Linked DNA regions of Homo sapiens: region 2 is linked to region 1. Evidence: chromatin contacts called from ENCODE Hi-C or POLR2A ChIA-PET data. All regions are on one chromosome and are shown on one strand. Each heading gives the region's core, a stretch centred on a gene start or an enhancer-like site at or near the end of the contact. The rest is flanking DNA. Distances are from core to core; before and after follow the strand shown.

Region 1 (6,255 bases), core at 1,406-3,905:
AAGGACTTTTTAAAAGATTTAAACTTTAGCCGGGCGTGGTGGCTCACACCTGTAATCCCAGCACTTTGGGAGGCCAAGGCAGGTGGATCATGAGGTCAGGAGTTCGAGACCAGCCTGGCCAATATGGTGAAACCCCGTCTCTACTAAAAATGCAAAAACATTAGCCAGACATGGTGGTAGGCGCCTGTAATCACAGCTACTCTGGAGGCTGAGGCAGGAGAAATGCTTAAACCAGGGGGACAGAGGTTTCAGTGAGCCGAGATCGCACCACTGCACTCCAGCCTGGGCAACAGAGCAAGACTCCAACTCGGAAAAAACAAAACAAAACAAAAACATTTAAACTTTAAGGAATTTCAATAAGTAACTGCAGATTTGAGAAATTAGTTTACCGAAATCACTCAAAATGTGTTATTTTGTTGAGAAAGAATTCTGGAATTCCCAAATGCATTACACTATTGTACCACTATGCCACTATGTCCTTTTAACAGGTGCTTCTTCAAGAAGGGCATTTTATTATGCCAACTTCACAGCTGTTGACCATCAATCCAACCTTTATTTGATTAAGCTCAGTATATAGTACATCACTGGAAACCAGTCATTTAGTTAATTGGCCATATAAACGAACAGTTTTGCCATTCATTGTTAATTACAGGATAATATATGACATATTAGTGTGTAGTCACTGAACTCTGTGCCAAAACAGTAATACATTTGCTACCATAATGGCTCATTCGGCACTCTAAGGTTAAAATGCAATCTACTCTATAAGCAAGTGCCACATTAAACTGATTGACCAGAGATCGCAAGTGACCATGAGAACTTCACCCAGAAAAAATTTTTAATGCTTTATATGCCTATTCTATGGCATGATTTGTGTCACATACTAGACAAAGATGATTTGTTTTCATTGTTCTGAATGTATGTGAGATCTGTAATAACATCCTTTCATCACAGATGAGAAAATATTAACTAACCTGCCCAAAATCATGTACTACAAATAACAGGACCAGGTATTAAATGAGATGATATATTTGACTTAAATACCTCCATCTATGCACAGCCAATAGATTATTCTTACATTTTTGTGTGACCATAAAGGTTTATATTACTAAATGTTGATTATGATGTATGATTATTAATTTGGAGATATTTGCATTATCCCAACACTTTTCAGATTTTCAGACTATGCATGTCAGTCATCATTTCTTTTCCTAAAATCCTGGACAAAATGATAGCTTTAATACCGCCTCACAAAATAATTGGATTTTCACCAAACTGGGGGCCAAGCTTCTCAAGAAGCTCCTTCTCCCTTGTCCTCTGCCTCTCTTTACTCCTCCTCCCTCATTCTCTCTCCCTTCCACCCCTTCATCTGGAAAAATCTCCCTTTAGTCACTTTGGTATCTAATTTCTTGGCACTCCAGTGACCTCTGCCTCCTATATCTGCTTTGTCCTCTGATCCTTCTCCTGGCATCCGCCTTGGTGGCCAGCAGTTCTTACTGGACAAAAACATCAAACCCTAAGAGCCTGAAGTAGTTACTTAAGCAAATAGGACAAGCAACTGAACTGAGTTTTTCTTCTGGGAAAGCTTTCTTCACACAGGTACAGAAATAGGCTAAAGGTCAGGAAGTAGGGTGAGATATTTTAGGAGTCATTTGGGGTTTCCAGAATGAGATAAAGATTTTAACACTGAACCCTAAATATTTTCTTTCTTAACATCCAAAGTATGTTCAAACAGAAAAAAGATTAGATTCTATTTATTATGTAAATTACAAACATTAGGACACATTTCTCTTAATATCTTCTTCCACGTATGCAATCCAACTGATATGGTTTTAAAAAAAATCTTAAACCCACATTCCAAACAAATAAGAAATAGGGTATAAGTAATCAAGTAATTATGAAACTCTAAGAATCAGCCACTGAAACTGTAAAAAAAAAAAATAAAGCTGACCTATTACAATACTAAAGTAATACAAAGTTTAATGTACCTTTTTGCACATAGCAGGCCTCAGTAAAAAGCTGTTAAATAAATACTTTTTAAAAATGGAAAACACACCAGAATCATAATGGACATATTGGCAATGTCCTTCTCAATAAAAACTAAAGAAATGATCTAGATTTGATGTTCCTAAAAGGTAAAATAGGAGCAGGATTTAGCTGTAGTTTTCTAGCAATGCCCTTTTTAAGTAATACAGCCTCAGGGCAATCCCTTAATTAATATTTTCCGCTGTTTGAAGTAGGTATTTTTATCTCCATCTTATAAATGAATGAAATGGACCTGAGCATGATTAAATAACTTGCCCAAGGTCACACAGCTAGTAAGCTTCCACACTAGTACTTAATTCCAGTATGTTCCTCCTGAAAGCCCACACTCATTCTCCATCACCACCCTGTGAATTGGTTTAAAAAAAATAAGGGTCACTATGATGGTCCTTGTGGCAGAACCACACTACAGAGAGAGGCTACACCAGAAAGAGGAAGGCCTCTAGCTTTTTAAAATTCTAATCAAGAACAGAGATTTACTCTCCTTGGACAATCTTTAACAGAGGCTTATATCCTTCATTAAAACCTTAGAAGCCCTGTGATATCATGTTGCTAAGAAGAGGCTGCTTTCAGCTAAAGGGGAAAAAGAGTGTAGGGGAGGGGCTTCTCAGTGAGTCACACATACCCGGAAGTGAGTGGTTTTCTGAAATTCTCGTCTCAGGAAACCACCGACACTCTTAGCAAGGAAGCTGAACCTCCTGGGTTTTGCCAACACATTTTTCCATAGTTTGGTAAAGAAAGAAACCTCAAAAGTATGTCATTTCCCCCTATTTTCTCTTTGAAACTAAATTTTACCGGTCCCTTCTTCACCCCCTTAACAGTGACGTTTTTGAGCCACAGCGAAATCCATTTTTTGTCCCTTTCTCTTACTTTTGAATTATCTTACTTGTAAAGTGCCAATTCAGAGCATCTTTACCCTGGCTTATTGTTTTTTCCAGTTCTACATGTGGTTTTACTTCTTTATAAAGTCAAGTAAGAGGGTACTTTAGGACTGAGGTTTCCATCCAAGTACTCCGGTTTTCTCTCCAGATATGAAGTAAGTTTTCAGTAATCCATTCATGATCCCCAGGCTAGTGACTAATGCTTATGACTAATAGCACCATGATGACTGTTAAGACCGAAACTCAAAACTTGCTTCCGGAACAAAAGAGAAAATGCCTTTGGTCATTTTCATCAGAACTCTTTGTCTCCTTCTGATTCTTGGCCCAGGGATCCAAGGATTGTTGTAAATAAGTAGCATGAGGTTCTCAATTAGCAGTGTGTGAGTTCTCTCTCATAAGCAAATTAGGAAAATTAATGAAACAGCCACTAAGGAAAATCATTGCAAGGAACAATTAGCAGGGTGTCCTTGCCTGCCTCTTCTATTCAAAAGCCATCAGCTACATTCTTTATAAAAGGTGCTTTAAGTGTTTGCTGTTGATTCCTGCAATCTAAGCTCTCAGGAGCATGGTTTGTTCCCTAGCAAGAAGATAATAGCCAGCACAACCCAAGGAAGACCCCATGCTTTGCTAAACCTGCCAACCCTTATACGGTTAGACATTACTGCACACTGCAGAAGCCTCAGTTCTCACAGGCTCATGTGTTGGGCTGCACAGCGCTGTTGTCAGCTCTACAAGAGGCTAATGTTGCAGTGCGCCATGACCTGGTTTCAGTAAACTTTCAGGAAGAGTGAACGAGGGAGTCATGGAACGAGATCCTGAGAACAGCGTTTGCTTAGTGTAGAATTCCTAAGCATCCAATTTTGGCTCCCTTAAAAGCTATGGTTGAGAGGGGTGAAGGGTGGCAGGAAAGAATTTGATTTCCAACTGTATTGAATCAGATGTGACTTATACTTGTTTATTTTTAATATTTTATCAGCATCTTTACAGTTCAAGTGGATGAAAACAGAAGATACATGCAAAACCTGACAGTTGAACAGCCTATCGAAGTTAAAAAGCTTTTCGTTGGGGGTGCTCCACCTGAATTTCAACCTTCCCCACTCAGAAATATTCCTCCTTTTGAAGGCTGCATATGGAATCTTGTTATTAACTCTGTGTAAGTGGATCTCCTCATTACTACTACTAATTTTTTATTTTTATTTCTTGCTATTAGGGGTCCCAATGCATCTACATTGTCTACAGCTATGCAGGGGAGGAGGGAAACAATGAGGATCTTCAACTTAGACTGAGAAAAGCACACTAATGGACTTAAAAAGGCATGCGGGGATTGGGCTTAATTGTAAGGAAGCAAAAAAACGAAAATAAAAAAATCTTATTTATTACATTCTATTAGCCCCATGGACTTTGCAAGGCCTGTGTCCTTCAAAAATGCTGACATTGGTCGCTGTGCCCATCAGAAACTCCGTGAAGATGAAGATGGAGCAGCTCCAGCTGAAATAGTTATCCAGCCTGAGCCAGTTCCCACCCCAGCCTTTCCTACGCCCACCCCAGTTCTGACACATGTAAGTGTTTATATTATCCCCATTGCTTTCTAATTTTTACCCAGTATTCTGAGTCATTTCAGAAGGAAGATTATTCAGGATATCTAGTACACTCTGATATTAGAATTGAAAGAAATATAACCTATCTAAACCTATTCTTACATCTTCATTGAATGACTTACCTATATTTCCATCTTCAATTTTGTTTACAAAACAGTACATTTTCAGTTGAAATGTTGGAAAACACAGAAATATCCAGAATCATGAATAAAAGACACTTATAATACCATGACAGAGGCAACCATGTTGGTTTCCAGGCCCTTTTATCTGCATAGTAGATGTCCTACCTTGTATACAATTTGGTGTCCTGTTTTTAGAAACTAGTAATACACCACTAAAACTGTTTCTAGGCCAGGCGCGGTGGCTCACGCCTGTAATCCTAGCACTTTGGGAGGCCAAGGCAGGCAGATTGCCTGAGCTCAGGAGTTCGAGACCAGCCTGGGCAACCACGGTGAAACCCCGTCTCTTCTAAAATACAAAAAAATAGCCTGGCATGGCGGTGTGCACCTGTAGTCCCAGCTACTCAGTAGGCTGAGGCAGGAGAATCGCTTGAACCCAGGAGGCGGAGGTTGCAGTGAGCCGAGATCACGCCACTGTACTCCAGCCTGGGCAACAGAGCGAGACTCCATCTCCAAAAAATAAAAATAAATAAATAAATAAAAACTGTATCTAAACATCATATAAATGTGTATGTCTAATATGATTTTATGTTAAGTATATATACACACAGAGACACACAACTATTTTATAGTATTGGAGGTCATATAGCCTTGATTAGAGCATGGGCTCAAGTCAGACTGCTGGTATTCAAATCCCAGCACTGTAACCGACCATCTGTGTGAATTTGGGAAAGCTACCTGTCCAATCTATTTCTCAGTTTCCCATCCAAGTACTAACCGGGCCCAACCCTGCTTAGCTTTTGAGATCAGAAAAGATCGGATGCTTTCAGGGTGATTTGGCCATAGACTATTTCTGTTTCCTCATCTGTCAAATGAGGATATTAACAGCACAGACATCAAAGACTTTGTATCAGAGTTTTAAAAGATAATGTTTGTTCAATGACTCACATATACTGAACGTTTAATAAATGGCATAAGTACTATGTAGTAATGATAATAATGAGTACTTTCACCAGCCCAGGGCTAAACAATTTTCATTCAATATTATATGTAATTCTCATAACGGCTCTGTAAAATATAGTCTTTCTACTTTTAGTCGAGTTAATAAGAATTAGCTATCTTAAGCAACCAACCCACTCACACCACTAGTAAAAGGCAGAGTAAGAATTTTATTCTAGCGAGTCAGACTCCAAAGTCTGACTCCTTATCTCTGGAACACTCTGCCTTTCCAATTTATTCTACTTTTAATAGACCATGGTAGGCTATTGAGAGTGTTTCCAGTTTTTCACTATTAGAAACTATACTCTGATGAGCTCCTCTATGCATCAAGCTTTTTCATTATTTCCAGTTATTCTTAAAATAGATAAGTAGTTAGGAAATTATAAGGCCAAAAGATGAATATGTCTAAGGTTTTCAATACACATACCTGAATTGTTTCTTCCACAGGCTATGCCAATTTACATTCTTATCACCAATACAACAAAGATGGTCACAGTCACTACACTCTTTACAGCTCATGTGTTGTGGTTATATTCCATACCAGTAATGGGTGGGCAATGTTGTCTTGAGTGCAGATCTTGAAAACTCTTGAATATCTCATTCTCTTCCTTAGTG
Region 2 (6,255 bases), core at 2,751-5,250, 390 kb after region 1:
GTAGCCTTGTAGTATAGTTTGAAGTCAGGTAGTGTGATGCCTCCAGCTTTGTTCTTTTTAGTTAGGATAGTCTTGGCCATACGGGGTCTACTTTGAGTCCATATAAAATTTAAAGTAGTTTATTCTAATTCTGTGAGATGTCAATCATAGTTTGATGGGAATAGCATTGGATCTATAAATTACTCTGGGCAGTATGGCCATCTTCAAGATATTGATTCTTCCTATCCATGAGCATGGAATGTTTTTCCATTTGTTTGTGTCCTCTCTTATTTTCTTGAGCAGTGGTTTGTAGTTCTCCTTGAAGAGGTCCTTCATATCCCTTGTTGCTGTATTCCTCAGTATTTTATTCTCTTTGTAGCAATTGTGAATGGGAGTTCACTCATGATTTGGCTCTCTGCTTGTCTGTTGTTGGTGTAGAGGAATGCTGGTGATTTTTGCACATTGATTTTGTATCCTGAGATTTTGCTGAAGTTGGTTATCAGGTTAAGGAGTTTTTGGGCTGAGATGATGGGATTTTCTAAATATAGAATTATGCAAACAGAAAAAATTTGACTTCCTCTCTTCCTATTTGAATATCCTTTATTTCTTTCTCTTGCCTGATTGCACTGGCCAGAACTTCCAATACTATGTTGACCAGGAGTGGTGAGAGAGGGCCTCTTGGTCTTATACTGGTTTTCAAAGGGAATGCTTCCAGCTTTTGCCCATTTAATATGATATTGAGTGTGGGTTTGTCATAAATAGTTCTTATCATGTTCTATCAATACCTAGGTTATTGAGAGTTTTTAACATTAAGGAATATTGAATTTTGTCAAAGGCTTTTTTGCATCAATTGAGATAATCATGTGATTTTTGTCTTTGGCTCTGTTTTTGTGATGGATTATGTTTATTGATTTGCATATGTTGAACCAGCTTTGCATCCCAGGGATGAAGCTGACTTGATCATGGTAGCTAAGTTGGTGTTTTTGTTTTTTTTTTTTTTTTTTTTTTTTGAGACTGCATTTCACTCTTGTTGCCCAGTCTGGAGTGCAATGGCACAATCTCGGCTCACTGTAACCTCTGCCTCCCGGGTTCAAGCAATTCTCCTGCCTTGACCTCCTGAGTAGCTGGGATTACAGGCATTCGCCACCTCACCCAGCTAATTTTTGTATAATTAGTAGAAACAGGGTTTCACCATGTTGGTCAGGCTGCTCTTGAACTCCTGACCTCAGGTGATCCATATGGTGGCTATTTTTTGATGGGCTGATGGATTCAGTTTGCCAGTATTTTATTGAGGATTTTTGCATTGATGTTCATCAGGGATATTGGCCTGAAGTTTTCTTTTTTTGTTGTGCCACTGCCAGGTTTTGGTATCAGGATGATGCTGGCTTCATAAAACCAGTTAGGGAGAAATCCCTCCTTTTCAGTTGTTTAGAATAGCTTCAGATGGAATGGTACCAGCTCCTCTTTGTAGGTTTGGTAGAACTTGGCTGTGAATCTGTCTGGTCCTGGGCCTTTTTTGGTTGATAGGCTATTAATTATTGCCTCAATTTCAGAACTTGTTATTGGTCTGTTCAGGGATTTGACTTCTTCCTGGTTTAGTCTTGGGAGGGTGTATGTGTCCAGGAATTTATCCATTTCTTCTAGATTTTCTAGTTTATTTGTGTAGAGGTGTTTATAGTATTCTCTGGTGGTATTTTGTATTTCTACGGGGTCAGCGATGATATTCCCTTTATCATTTTTTATTGTGTCTATTTGATTCTTCTCTCTTTTCTTCTTAATTAGTGTAGCTAGCAGTCTATCTATTTTGTTAATTTTTTTTGAAAAACCAGCTCCTGGATTCATTTATTTTTTTGAAGGGTTTTTCGTATCTCTATCTCCTTCAAGTCTGCTCTCATCTTAATCATTTCTTTTCTTCTGCTAGCCTCTGGATTAGTTTGCTTTTGCTTCTATAGCTCTTTTAATTGTGATGTTAGGTTGTCGATTTTAGATCTTTCCTACTTTCTGATGTGGGCATTTCATGCTATAAACTTCCCTCTTAACACTGCTTTAGCTGTGTCCCACAGATTCTGGTACATTGTCTCTTTGTTCTCATTGGATTCAAAGAATTTCCTGGTTTCTGCCTTAATTTCATTATTTACCCAGGAGTCATTCAGGAGCAGGTTGTTCAATTTCCATGTAATTGTGTGGTTTTGAGTGAGTTTCTTAATCCTGAGTTCTGATTTGATTGCAGTGTAGTCTGAGAGACTGTTTGTTATGATTTCAGTTCTTTTGCATTTGCTGAGGAGTGGTTTACTTCCAAATATGTGATTGTTTTTAGAATAAGTGCCACGTGGCACTGAGAAGAATGTATATTCTGTTGATTTGGGGTGAAGAGTTCTGTAGATGTCTATTAGGTCCACTTGATCCAGAGCTGAGTTCAAGTCCTGAATATCCTTGTTAATTTACTGTCTTGTTGATCTGTCTGATATTGACAGTGGGGTGTTAAAGTCTACCACTGTTATTGTGTGGGAGTCTAAGTCTCTTTGTAGGTCTCTAAGAGCTTGTTTTATGAATCAGGGTGCTCCTGTATCAGGTGCATATATATTTAGGATAGTTAGCTCTTCTAGTTGAATTGATCCTTTCACCATTATGTAATGCCCTTTTTTGTCTTTTTTGATCTTTGTTGGTTTAAAGTCTGTTTTGTCAGAAAGTAGGATTGCAACCCCTGCTTTTTTTTTTTTTTTTTTTTTTTTTTTTTTGCTTTCCATTTGCTTGGTAAGTTTTCCTCCATGCCTTTATTTTGAGCCTATGTGTGTCTTTCTACATGAAATGGGTCTCCTGAATACAGCCCACTGATGGGTCTTGACTCTTTATCCAGCTTGCTTGTCATCATGATGCTATCTGGTTATTTTGCACATTAGTTGATGCAGTTTCTTTATGGTGTCATTGGACTTTATATTTTGGGTTGTTTTGCAGTGACAGGTACCAGTTTTTCCTTTCCAGTTTGCTCTTGCAAGGCAGGCCTGACGGTGAGAAAATCCCTCAGCATTTGCTTTCCTGGAAAGGATTTTATTTCTCCTTCACTTATGAAGCTTAGTTTTGACTGGATATGGAATTCTGGGTTGAAAATTCTTTTCTTTAAGAATGTTGAATATTGGCCCTCAATCTCTTCTGGTTTGTAGAGTTTCTGCTGCAAAGTCCGCTGTTAGTCTGATGGGCTTCCCTTTGTAGGTGACCTGGCCTTTCTCTCTGGCAGCCTTTAACATTTTTTCCCTTCATTTTGACCTTGGAGAATCTGATGATTATGTGTCTTGTGGTTAATCTTCTCTGGGAGTATCTTAGAGGTGTTCTCTGTATTTCCTGAATTTGCACATTGGCCTGTTTGCTAGGTTGGGGAATTTCTCCTGGATAATGTCCTGAAGTGTGTTTTCCAGCCTTTTTCCATTCTCCCAGTGTCCTTCAGGTACTCCAGTCAATTGTAGGTTCAGTCTTTTTACATAGTCCCATATTTCTCGGAGGCTTTGTTCATTCCTTTTCATTATTTTTTCTCTAATCTTGTCTGCATGCCTTATTTCAGCAAGATGGTCTTCAAACTTTGATATCTTTTCTTCCACTTGGTCGATTTGGCTATTGATACTTGTGTATGCTTCATGAAGTTCTCATGCTGTGTTTTTCAGCTCCATCAGGTCATTCATATTCCTCTCTAAACTGGTTATTCTAGTTAGCAGCTACTCTAATGTTTTATCAAGGTTCTTAACTTCTTTGCATTGGGTTAGAATATGCTCCTTTTGCTCAGTGGAGTTTTTTATTACCCATCTTCTGAAGTCTACTTCTGTCAATTCGTCCATCTCATCCTCTGGCCAGTTCTGCACCGTTGCTGGAGAGTCATCGTGATCATTTGTAGGAGAAGAGGCACTCTGACCTTTTGGGTTTTCAGTGTTTTTTTGTTGATTCTTTCTAATCTTCTTGATTTTGTCTAGTTTCAATCTTTGAAGCTGCTGATCTTTGGATGGGGTTTTTGTGGGGACTTTTTGTTGTTGATGTTGCCGTTGTTGTTGCTTTCTGTTTGTTTTTCCTTCAACGTTCAGTTCCTCTTCTGTAGGGCTGCTGCGGTTTGCTGGGGGTTCACTTCAGGCCCTATTCATCTGGTTCACTCTGGTGCCTGGATATGTCACTCAAGGAGGCTGGAGAGCGGCAAAGATGGGTGCCTGCTTTTTCTTCTGGGATCTCTGACCTCGAGGGGCACCAACAGCCTCCCTTGGCTGGGGTGTGGGGGCTCCCCTGCCCCACTGTGGCTCTCAGGCGGGCCACCTAACCACACTACTCTTCCTTCCCCTCCGTGGATCACTGGAGAGATTTATTGACTTTCTGAAGGTTATATAAGCAACTCAAGGCATGACCTAAGAATAAAATGCAAGCTAATAATTACCAAACCAATTTTTCATCCTCAAAAAGTAATTCAGTTTAATTTCTAGGTTAATTTAAAATTAATAAAAGATGTCAGATGAATAGCTCAGAAAGCTCCTACCTTCTTAATCTACAATCCAAACAATAACATGCTTTAAATAACATCATTTACAAATGAGCTAAAACTGTGTCATCTTCATGGCCATAACTCAGGACACTGGCTGAATTATATATGTCTAAGAAATTCAGTCAGATCAATTTATTGAGGCTTCTTAAAATGCCATGATGAATAGAAAACTTTGAGTGGGAGTTGGGAGGGGGCACCTAGACAGGCTATGTAAATCGAAATGATTAAATCGCTTTGGTCATGTTTCATTATTCTGTGGTCATTTTGCCACAGACTCTATTTCTAAATTTGCTTTCTGGTTTTCTTAACATATTATATAACTGGGAGGCAGCAGTTTGGAGGGGCACATTGGACAGGGAAACCAGGATTCATTCTTGGCTTTCCTACTAACTGAATGACTTGGGATCATTTCTTTAAACTTTCTGATCTGCAGTTACTTCATTTGTCATATAATGACTTATCTTGATGATAAGCAAATCCTACTATTAAAATATAGATATGACCCAGTTGAGTTGATGTGGTGGTTAAGATATTTGACTCTGGAGCCTGATTATAGATTCAAATCCCAGCTACTTACCACTTAATAATCACATAACTTTGGGAGATTTGCTTAACTTATCTGTATGTATCAGTCCCTTCATCTTCAAAACATGAATAATTATAGCAACTACCTCTGAGAGTTCATATGAGAACTCAGTAATACAGTTTTTGCCTGACATATGGTAGGTACCCACTAAATCTTAGCTGCCAATAGTATAACACTCCTTATAAGTGCAATAGAAATGTATTACATGAGATCCTTCAATTCATCTAATCTAGGAAACCTTGGGATTAATGTTTTTATTGAATCTATTTGAGCACTATTTAGCTCAGTATCTTCACTGGCAGCAATGACTTATTCTCATGATGAAATTTGCTTCATTTTCTAAATAAGTTTTTTATACTTAGAAAGGCCTTCATTTTATCTTTATCTTCCTGTTTCAAACCTGCTTTCAGAAAAACACTGAAAGAGTTGCTAATATTGTTATGATTATATTCGATTGGCTTTCAACATATGCTTCAAGTTTTATGAGATCCTAAAATTTGTACATTAGCTTTTTAAAAAATTATTTTGAATCACATCAGTCATTCTGTTAAATAAAAATTTTGACTATACGACCAAAGACAGTGTTGAAATTTGGCATTGTGTGGCTCTCTCTTGGTCTGCCAAGGGAGGTTAATTATCAGAAAAGCAGAAAATCCTCAGTGCAACATGATTCACCCTAAGGAGGTCCTTCAGCTGTTTCCAGAGGGCAACTGGAATACTAAGCAAGCCTTTAGTATAAAAAGAATTTTTATTAATGTAAAAAAATTTTTTTATTAGTATCCAAAATTTAATATCACATCTTAAATTACTTCAGTTCCCATATGACAAAGGTAAAATTAAATAAGATTTCAACATAAATGCAGATATGGCACCGCACAGGTTATAATAATTTGACAATGAAATAGTCTTTCATGTCAAGAGGAAATATGTTAAAACAATACAAGGCATAAAAAGATTTCTTTATTCGAGTTAATGAAAGAGTGGCAAGTACCGATGCAAAAGAGATCTATATAATTATACCAGAGATAAAAAGATAAACCTGTCAATGTCGCAAATTTGTGATACTTTAGGAAGTTGTAGTCTTTCCTGAATTTAAATAAACAAGATAAAAAAAAACCTGACAACTCTTGGAAAAATCGATCCTTCCAGACCACACTTTGTTAGGGAAGAATAGATT

What was found. A loop is a pair of places that touch in the nucleus more often than their neighbours do. ChIA-PET counts read pairs that join two places held with the same protein, here RNA polymerase II (POLR2A). Pooled maps may share reads with other maps.
Region 2: a map of GM12878 shows a loop between it and region 1 (2.5-fold over the local background). The contact joins two enhancer-like sites. A Hi-C loop is called at or near these places in 4 of 168 maps with a recorded cell type or tissue (A673, GM12878, HepG2 and 1 more), 18 of 37 single-sample maps with no recorded cell type and 10 of 50 pooled maps. POLR2A ChIA-PET finds 5 or more read pairs at or near these places in 1 of 52 experiments (activated T-cell).

Annotation. Positions count from the first base shown.
Region 1 is chr6:129,488,001-129,494,255 of GRCh38, forward strand. It overlaps LAMA2 (laminin subunit alpha 2), which reads left to right. Exons shown (of 65, transcript NM_000426.4): 57 at 3,901-4,077; 58 at 4,315-4,483. It overlaps LOC102723409 (a long non-coding RNA gene), which reads right to left. Exons shown (of 8, transcript XR_001743860.2): 8 at 4,482-6,255. Among named protein-coding and RNA genes, the nearest start is that of ARHGAP18, 220 kb to the right of the region's middle. RefSeq lists an enhancer at 2,572-3,771. Within about 2 kb of position 2,656, at least 21 of the 41 ENCODE cell types and tissues checked have a DNase peak (open chromatin) inside an H3K27ac peak, as active enhancers do; they include GM12878, where a contact is called at or near this core.
Region 2 is chr6:129,878,676-129,884,930 of GRCh38, forward strand. All of the region lies in intron 3 of LOC105377999 (a long non-coding RNA gene), which reads left to right. Among named protein-coding and RNA genes, the nearest start is that of TMEM244, 20 kb to the left of the region's middle. RefSeq lists enhancers at 3,823-4,052, 4,103-4,152. Within about 2 kb of position 4,001, at least 2 of the 41 ENCODE cell types and tissues checked have a DNase peak (open chromatin) inside an H3K27ac peak, as active enhancers do; they include GM12878, where a contact is called at or near this core.